Linked DNA regions of Homo sapiens: region 1 is linked to region 2. Evidence: read pairs that join two places in POLR2A ChIA-PET (ENCODE). Cell type or tissue: endothelial cell of umbilical vein. All regions are shown on one strand. Links, peaks and the distances in the headings refer to the core of each region. The heading gives the core; the rest is flanking DNA.

Region 1 (5,029 bases), core at 376-4,375, 290 kb after region 2:
ATTTATGGAAAGATGGTTTGCATTCAACTGAGAATAAGTATTAATTTATTTGATAAATATTTATGGAGCACCTGCTATTAGTAATTTTTCTAAGCATGTGGGATACAAAACTTTCTCTATGAAGTTTATCATTCAGGGAAGAGAAACAAACAGTAAATAATTAAAATGACAAATAGGTCAACTGTGAAGTATGCTATAAAGTGCTACGTGGGAAATACAGAGATGGGGCAGTAGGATGTGGTATGTGAGTTGAGGAATATTTTGTAGGCAGTTTGTAGTTTTAAATAAGGGGAGTTAGTGTAGGTATCATTGGTAGGACGATATATGAGCTAAGACTTGAAGGAGAGGTGAGATCTAGCTAAGAGGACATCTAGAGGAAGAGTCTTCCTTGCAGAAAAAAAACAGTATGTCTGGAAAAAAATATAGAACTGCAAGAAGCCAATTATGGCTGATGATGGGTCAGATGGAAAGGGAAGAATGTTAGTAGAAAAATACATCAGATTGGAAGCACAGTATCCAATGAATATTGAAGGAATTTGTAAAAGTTTAGTTCTATTATAAGTAAAGTGGCTCAGCACTACAGGATTTTAAACAGAGGAGTGACAAAGCGGACATATTTTCAAAGGATCATTCTGGTTGATATGTTAAAGAGAGGGCAGAGCTAGGAACATGGACACCTACTAAAATCTGTTTTACATTAAAGTGGGAAATGATGATGACTTTAGCCAGCATGGTAGTAATTGAGATGGAAAGTAGTTGGATTCTGGATGAATTTGAACGTAAATTCAACAGACTTTGCTGATGTATTAGAAATAGCTGTATAATAGAGCGAGAGAGAGAAGTCAGGGATAAATATTTTCCACCTGAAAATTATCAAGCATTGTCTGTGGGTCATAGTAGCTATTGATAAAATGTAGCTTGAATAACATAAGTAATACATAACTGTGATTTAATGTATGTTTTATTTGGAAAGGCATAGATGCTGATATTCCAAACTCAAGAGAAGCAGACTTAATTAGCCATAATATGAAGTAAAGAGCTGAGCCAAAAGTAGGTCCTAGATAAATACAGGCACACCTTATTTTATTGTGCTTCACTCTTCTGCACCTCACAGATACTGCATTTTTACAAATTGAAGGTTTGTAGCAATCTTGCTTTGGGCAAGCCTATGGGCACTATTTTTCCACCAACGTATGGTCACTTCATGTCTCTGGGTCAGGTTTCAATAATTCTCCCAAATTTTCAAACTTTCTCATTATTATTTTATCTGTTATGGTTATCGGTGACCAATGATCTTTGATGTTACTGTTGTAATTGTTTTGGGGAGCCACAAATCACACCCATACACTACTGTAAACAAAGTAGCCAAAAATAAGTGGCTACCTCCTTTTTTTTCTATTCTTTTATACATACGTATTTGCCCTTTCTCCCTTGTCACTTGACACTCTTCTTTTCCGTGACTAACTATATACTTGCTTAAGATTTCCAGGAACTAATATTGAAACCATTCAGCTATGAAGGCGAGATTTCAGGATACTTTTTTTCCAGAGAAGGGATCAGCAAGCAGTTAATCCACAACCCAGTCATGGTGAAGCTGACACCAGCCAGGCTTCTAGATGGTCCTTTACTCATGATAGCCATTGGAATAAGACGTGTAGACCTGTGCCTTGCACCACTCCTGCATTTTAGTTTCCATGGTTCCTTTCTCCTTGAAATCCCTTTGGTCAGCCTGAAAATTTTGAGATGTTTTTGTGACACCATCTCCTCAGGTTGTGTCCACCATCTCCTCAGGCTGTCAGCTTTTGAATAAACCTGTATTTTCTTCCACCAACTCTTGTACATGTCTCTCACTTTAAATCGAAAGCCACACATAACTAAGCTTAGTGAGGAAGGCATGTCAAAAGCTGAGAGAGGCCAAAAGCTAGGCATTTTCTGCCAAACAGTTAGCTAAGTTGTGAATGTAAAGAAAAAGTTTTTGAAGGAAATTAAAAGTGCTAGTCCAGTGAACACACAAATAATAAGAAAGCGAAACTATGGTTGGTATGGAGAAGGTTATAGTAGCTTTGATAAATGATGAAAACAGTTATAACATGTACTTAAGCTAAAGTCTAATCCAGAGCAAGGCAGGCCTTAACTCTCTTCAATTCCATGAAGGCTGAGAGGGTTGAGGAAGCTGCAGAAGAAAAGTTGGAAGCTAGCAGAGGTTAGTTCATGGGGTTTAAGGAAAAAAGTCATCCCCATAACATAAGAGAATGAAGTGGAGCCACAAGTACTGATATGGAAGCTGCATCAAATTATCCAGAAGATTTAGCTAAGACAATTGATAAAGATGGCTACAATAAACAACAAATTTTCAATGTAGATCAAACATCCTTATATTGGGAAAAGATTCCATCTAGGACTTTCATAACTAGAGAAAAGTCAATGCCTGGCTTCAAAGCTTCAGAGGAGAGGCTGATTCTCATTAGGAAATAATGCAGCTGGTGACTTTAAGTGGAAGCCCATGCTCATTTACCATTCCCAAAATCCTAGGGCCCTAAGGAATTATGCTAGGTCTATTCTTCCTATGCTCTAGAAAAGGAACAACAAAGCCTAGATGACAGCACATTTATTTGCAGCATAGTTTACTAAATACTTTAAGCCTAATGTTGAGACCTACTGCTCAGAAAAAAAAAGGCTTTCAAAATATTACCATTCATTGAGAATGCACCTCATTGCCAAGAGTTCTGATTGAAATGTACAAGAAGAGTAATGTTTTCATGCCTGCTACCACAACATCCATTCTATAGCCCATGGCTCAAGGAGTAAAGTCTTATTATTCAAGAAACAGATTTTGTAAGGCTATAGCTTCCATAGATAGTGATTCCCCAATAGATCGGTGCAAAGTAGATTGAAAACCTTCTAGAAAGGTTTCATAATTCCAGATGACATTAAGAACATTCTTGATCCATGGGAAGAGGCCAAAATATCAACATTACTAGGAGTTTGGAAGAAGCTGATTCCAGTCTTCATGGATGACTTTCAGGGTTTCAAGGCTTCAGTGGAGGAAGTAACTGTAAATGTGATAGAAATAGAAAGACAACTGGAATTAGAAGTGAAGCCTACAGATGTGACTGAATTCTTGCAATCTCATGATAAAACTTGAATGGATGAGATATTGTTTCTTGTGGATGAACGAAGGTCATTTCTTGAAATGGAATACACTCCTGGTGAAGATGCTGTGAACATTGTTGAAATGACAACAAAGGATCTCAAATATTACATAAACTTAGTAGATAAAGCAGCAGTAGGGTTTATGAAGATTGACTTCAATTTTGAAAGATGTCTTACTATCAAACAGAATCACCAGTGACAGATAAATCTTTCATGAAAGGAAGAGTCAATTGATGTGACAAACTTCATTATGGTGTTTTTTTTTAAGTTGCCAAACACACTCTGACCTGTAGCAACCACCACCCTGATTAGTCAGCAGCTATCAGCATGGGGGCAAGAACTTCCACCAGCAAAAAGGCTAGGACTCACTAGAGGCTCAGATGATTGTTGGCATTTTTAGCAATAAAGTATCCTTAAATTAAAATCTGTAGTTTATTTTTAGAAACAATACTATTGCACACTTAACAGACTACAGTATAGAGTAAACATATATTTTATACACACCAAGAAATTAAAAAAACTTGTGTGACTTGCTTTATTACAGTATTCACTTTATTTCTTTATTTCTTTATTTCTTTATTTCTATGGTCTGGAAGAAAATCTGCAATGTCTTTGAGCTATTTCTGTCATTAAGCCCTCTGGAGGAGATGGAAAAAACTTAGTGTTGGCCAAGCATGGTGGCTCACGCCTGTAATCCCAGCACTTCAGGAGGCTGAGGCGAATGGATCCCTTGAGGCCAGTAGTTGAAGACCAGCCTGGCCAACATGGTGAAGCTGTATCTCTACTAAAATGCAAGAAAAAGAGCCAGGCACTGTGATGCATGCCTGTAATCCCAGCTAGTTGGGAGACTGAGGCACAAGAATCTCTTGAACCTGGAAGGCAGAGGTTGCAGTGAGCCAAGATCACGCCACTGCACTCCAGCCTGGGCGAGACTATGTCTCAAAAAAAAAAAGAAGAAGAAGAGAGAAGAAAAGAAAACAGAAAAAAAATCAGTGTTTCTCCTTTCCTACTTTCACATAGCCATTCAACACATCCCTTTCTGACATCAGATGCGTGGGGGTTTTTAGCTACACACCAAGCAGTTCTGCAGTGGACATCATCTACCTGGTGTTTTCAATTCAACATCGACACTATCTACCTGGAGGTAGAGTCAGATTCCACAGGTTGAGGGCTCAGTTTCACAAGACTGCCCATCACTCCAGACCCAGTCATAACTGCAGGTTTTTACCTAGACTTCTGACCAACTGGGTGTAAATGGAAAGTGCCCATGACCCCTTGCATGGGTTCCTTTAATTTCCTAGAGTGGCTCACAGAACTCAGGGAAACACTTTACTTACATTTACCCATTTATTATAAAGAATATTACAAAGGATAGGGATGAACAGCCAGAGGAAAGAGATGTATAGCGTGAGGTATGGGAGAAAGTGCAAAGCTTCCATGTTCTTTTTGGGTGTGCCACCCTTTAAGAACCCCTATGTGTTCAGCAATCCAAAAGCTCCTGAACCCAATCCTTTCGGTTTTTATGGAACCTTTATTTAATAGGCATGATTTATCATATGGTTGGCCATTGGTAATTAATTCAACCTTTAGCCCCTCTCCCCTCCCTAAAGGTTAGAGGGTTAGGGTTGAAACTCCCAACCCTCTAATCCTCCCTTGGTCTTTTAGGTGACTGGCCCTCATCCTGAAGCTGTCTAGGGGCCCCCAGCCACCAGTCATGTCATGAGTATCCAAAAGACACTCATCACTCTGAAGATTTCAAGGGCTTTAGGAGTTGTATGTCAGGAAATGGGGACTAAGACCAAGTTTATATTTCACAGTATCACTGTCCTACTGACATATGAATACACATCTAATGTTCTGGGCTTATATTTATATA
Region 2 (4,974 bases), core at 975-4,974:
GACATAACCCTTTAAATACCTGGTTGTTAGTTTAACCTAAATCATCAGTAGGTTGGCTTAATTTCATTCCTGATCCCAAAATGCAAAGATATTGGAAATGTACGAGTAACTGTGGAGAAAGACTTATGAGATTTAGTGGCCCAGGTAGGAAACCTACGAATTTCTATATATAAAATAAATTGATTTAAGCATTGCTTCTGAGCTCAATATCCATATATTTAGGTCTTAGCTAACTTCTTAAATTTCTTTATACTCACCTCTTCTCACTGGGGAAATGGAGTAAATTATGCTGATGATGACTTAAAAAGCCAAAAAGCTCTCTGACAATAGCTGCAGGAGTGCGAGGGAAAAAGTAGTCTTTGTTGTCCGATTGAATCCAAAACACTACATTCTTTTAATAGAGATCTAAACACAGAAAGAATGTTGCTCCCAGAAAGCTGACATTGTTTTTGTTCTGTTCTTTAAATGCCTAACTTGATGTTGTCAGGTTAAGACAGAGAGGAGAACTTCAAACAGCAACAGCTACCTGCCTTTTCATCTTTCCTCATAACTTCCTTCTCTCCTGTGCCTCTGTATTCGTTACCTTCTGCACCAGCACACCCTCATATCTCATAAACCTACAGAAAAAAATCAGCAACACAAAGACTAAAGAATACACATCCTCTTTCCAGGCCTTTTATAGGGGGCGCAGGGTGGCGGTGCACAGGACTGCAGTTCTGGAGAAATGTACTATATTTTACTTTTGTCTTCTAGTATTATTTATGTTGCAAACATACATTAAACTCTGACACTTTGACACCTGGAGAAATTGTGAAGAATTCAGATTCCCAGGCTCTACCCATACAGACTTCCACTTCGTGTTTTGAGAGACCATCAGGAATCAGCATGTTAACAAGCATTTCAGGTGAATCTCATGCATTTTCTTTGGAAAAAAAAAACCGGCCATATTTTATTCATTCATTTGGCATTTTCCAGTTTTCAGAATGCTTACACATGCATATTCACTTCTGCGAGGTAGATGAGAATGATTATCCCCATTTTGAGAATATAAAAGAGACTCCAAATTTAGCAATAATTTCCTCAAGTCCTCATTATACACCCCCTCTTGCCTATTTCTCTGGCTACTCCCCTTAGCTGACCTTTGTCTGTGTGGGTGTTTAATAGCAAGGACAGGGAGCCCCCAAAGCCCACTGTACTATCTGTGTCTGCCTTGCTCAAGAATGAGACAAGTCTTCTAGTAGCCAAGGAAGGAAAATAATTTTATCTGTGGAATGTGAATATTTTCCTAATTGATAGAATTACCAGTTGATGTTAAGTAATGCCCCTCACCCCATCCAGATGCACATATGGAAATGCATTCAGCCTTGCTTTTGGACCTGAGGTGTGTGTGTGCGTGTGTCTTTTTCACGTGTCTTGTTCTGTATTGCTAGAATTCCAAGGATATATCCACTGTCTTCATTCAGCCACATTGAACTGCTGCAGGGGATGTGTGCTTCCCAAATGACAGCTGGGATTCTCCCTTTCCTCAGGATGTCTTGCCTATTTAATCCTCCTCCCAGCTGTTTGTCCCATGAGCCTCTATCTGCCAGCCTCTGCTTTGCCCAGCTGGCAGCCTGGAAGGTCCAGGCCCCCGGGCATGGTAGGGTGTTAGACTCCTGCTTGATCTGAACAACGTCACAGATCTCAATCCTTCTTATTGCCCAAGTGAATCTTGGCTAGGCCCATAGGTTTGTGCTCATATCTAGAAAGCTCCTGGGTTCCCTCTGGGTCCCACATCCATTTTCAGTAGCTTCAGGGCCTGCATTTTCCTTGCCTTCTATTAGGATGTTGCCAACATACACCTGTCTGTGCTTGGAAATCATACATTTAATCCTTTCGCACTATCCTAGATGCTTCGTGAAGTGTCTGAAGGAGAGAGATTAGGGATATATGAAGAGAAATTGTAAGTAGAAACCAATAGCCGCTCCCAGACTTTAGCATAAATGGAGGGTGATTAATGCTTCATGCTGCATTTTAACTTGGAGAACTCCTCTGCCCAGTGTCTCCAACATCAGATGTCGTCACATTCACGTCTGGAGACCTGATTGCATTCCACAGCTTGTTGTTGACTGTCCTTGTCCACATCACTCCCTCGCCGCACCTGGAGTCATCCTCTGTGCAGGCTGCTTATTTGGGCTCTCTTTTTAGGGACTGAGCCTGCTTTGCAGCTTTCCAGACAGAACCAAGAAATCTGGGTTCCAAGAAGAAGGGAAACACTTTTTCCTGTTCCAAAATGAGCCATAGGTGGGGCCCACGATAAGGTCCAAGAGGTCATTTTTACTTTCTCCAGTGTTCACTTTCTTCCTAACTAAACAGAGAATTCTACGTGCTCAAGCTTATTGGAGAGAGTGTGGACTGCATTTTCTCAGCTCCCCCATCCCACCTCTTCTTTGCGCACCTAGGGTCCTTTAACTCCCACTGTGGTTGTGTTTCTCTTGTGGGAGGGACCGGACGGAGCAGACCCAAGCTGCAGTTCCCTCGCTCTGCCTCTGAGAATTTCTCATCCAAACCTCAATCACGTAGGATTGCGTAGAGAGGAGAAAAGGGGAGAGACAGAAGACACAGAGAGGAGGGAGAGGGGTGGCGGGAGGGAGGGAGGAAAGAAGGGAGTCTGGAAGCGGAGGGCTCCAGGAAAGGGAACCTGACTAGAGCGCGCTGTGCTTCCCAGCGCTCCAGGGGCCCGGCCCCCAGCTCGGCCCCACCTGGGCGCTCTTTCGCTCTTCCGTGGGTCGGCGGGCCGTGCGGGAGGAACTCTGGCTGCCGCGGGCTCTGCGTCCCACCTGCCATCTCGGTGGCTCTCGCCCGGGCCCCGAGTTTCCTGCGGAGCTAGCACTCCAGCTGAGCCAGCCGGAGGGGCGGCGGCGGCTCCGCGCGCCCAGAGCCTCAGCCCATGAATGGGACTCCACCCTGAGCGCCCCCTCCCGGGCCTGGGGAGGCGGCGGCGCGGCGGCGGGGGGCGCCCCGCAAGCCCGCGGCTCTGAGCGGCCACCCGCGCAGCAAGTTGGGCGAGTTGGCAGCCGCCTGCACCTGCCTCCTGGCCCCGGCCCCTGATTCCGCCTCCGGCCCCAAGCGCCCGGGTTGCGCCCTCGGCTGCCTCGCGAGGTAGCCCCAGGAGGCCTAGGGGCCCCGCCTGCGCCCCTGGCGCCAGACCATGGTGGGCAGCTCCGGCCAGGAGCCTCAGCCGCCGCGAGCCAACATCGCCTGCAGCCAGCCCCCGCCCCACCCGAGCGGACGCGCGGGTATTCGCAGCGCGCGGGTCACTTCCTTCCTCGGCCGGGATGGGCGGCGCGGGACTGAGTGATCGGCCTTGCGTCCGGCGGGTAATCCCCATCTGATCTGCTGCCTGTGAGCTGCTGACTGCCGGGGCGCGCGAGCCTAGGGGGCACGGGCAGCAGCGCGGCGATGACCTGATCCCGAGCCCGCCAGGGCGCCCCTTCCTTCCCTCCCTTCCCTCGCTCCCTCTGAGCCTGTGCGGAGACCAGCTCGGTGCGGCGGCCCCGGGTGGACCATGGCGGGGAGCTCCAGTTAAAGGCGTGTGGGCGCCGAGCTGGAGAGGACACCTTCGGCATCGCTGCCTTTTGAGGGGGCTTATTTAAACTACTGAGTCATTCCAGATTTAGGATTCCCTAAATAATCACCAACTGTGCCCGTCTCGTGCCGGAAAGCAAGCGGAAAGAGAAAGAGCGCCCACTCTTGGGACCCCGCAGATCGCCTCTCGCTGGTTTCTCCCCGAGGGGTGCTTGGCCCTCGAGGATCTCCCTCCCTCCCTCGCGCCCTCCCCCCTCCCTCGCCTCCCGCTCTCTTTGCAGTGCTGCTGGCCGGGAGTTGCTCTCACCGCAGCTGGAAACAGCTGCCCCCGCCCCGCGCCCCTACCCAGACTCCGGGTAACCGCTCCCACTTCGCGCCTCTCGGAATTCCAGAACTCGGGTGGCCGGCCCCTGGAAAGCCGCAGCCGGCGCGATGCATTCTGTAGACCTCACCCTGCTGGGACGGACCTCCTAATCTTCAGAACCGCGGGCCGCAGGGAGTTAAATTGCTGCCTTCCTCTCCTTCTCTCGTGCGGTTGGTGGCTTGTTTTCTAAAGGAACGTTTTATTCACTTTTTAGTATTTTCTACCGGGGGCGCGCTACCCGCCTGGGTCCAGACTCTGCTTTGTAAACGGGTTTTCTATGTATGTATGTGTAGGTATACTTTGGACACCTTACAACGCTTGCGCCTCTCCAACAGAGGCACGTCTTGTTATTTTGGGCATCGTTCTTCCCCTTCCACTTGGTACCCCGAACGCAGTGTGACTAAACTCCCCACTGCCCCTTGGACGCCGATCGCCTTGGGGTGCAAGTTTGGGGTGCAAACGTCTACTTCGCAAGAGGGCCTGGGACCGCCCCGCCCCGCCCCCCGGCCGCCAGAGGTTGGGGAAGTTTACATCTGGATTTTCACACATTTTGTCGCCACTGCCCAGACTTTGACTAACCTTGTGAGCGCCGGGTTTTCGATACTGCAGCCTCCTCAAATTTTAGCACTGCCTCCCCGCGACTGCCCTTTCCCTGGCCGCCCAGGTCCTGCCCTCGCCCCGGCGGAGCGCAAGCCGGAGGGCGCAGTAGAGGCTGGGGCCTGAGGCCCTCGCTGAGCAGCTATGGCTGCGGCGATAGCCAGCTCCTTGATCCGGCAGAAGCGGCAGGCGAGGGAGTCCAACAGCGACCGAGTGTCGGCCTCCAAGCGCCGCTCCAGCCCCAGCAAAGACGGGCGCTCCCTGTGCGAGAGGCACGTCCTCGGGGTGTTCAGCAAAGTGCGCTTCTGCAGCGGCCGCAAGAGGCCGGTGAGGCGGAGACCAGGTCAGTAGAAGCCCGGAGAGTGGGCTCCCCAGAGGGGACGCCCTCTTTCTCCCTCCTCAAAGCACCTCGGGACCCCCGTGGAAGGGAACCAGGATTCCTCTTT

Evidence for each region. ChIA-PET counts read pairs that join two places held together with the same protein. Peaks named below come from ENCODE experiments on the same cell type or tissue, not always from the same donor. Only the 100,000 strongest peaks of a DNase experiment are listed, where the experiment ranks them.
Region 1: POLR2A ChIA-PET joins it to region 2 with 9 read pairs; 2 of 35 experiments call an interaction of 5 or more read pairs at or near these places.

The regions. Positions count from the first base shown.
Region 1 is chr3:192,112,451-192,117,479 of GRCh38, reverse strand. LOC124906318 (a long non-coding RNA gene) reads left to right here. Exons shown (of 3, transcript XR_007096218.1): 3 at 1-2,175. Among named protein-coding and RNA genes, the nearest start is that of FGF12-AS1, 120 kb to the left of the region's middle. In endothelial cell of umbilical vein, for the core only: no CTCF peak of the experiment used is centred there; no DNase peak of the experiment used is centred there.
Region 2 is chr3:192,407,922-192,412,895 of GRCh38, reverse strand. All of the region lies in intron 2 of FGF12 (fibroblast growth factor 12), which reads left to right. Among named protein-coding and RNA genes, the nearest start is that of FGF12-AS2, 100 kb to the left of the region's middle. In endothelial cell of umbilical vein, for the core only: no CTCF peak of the experiment used is centred there; a DNase peak (open chromatin) is centred at 3,345; H3K4me3 peaks cover 2,432 bases.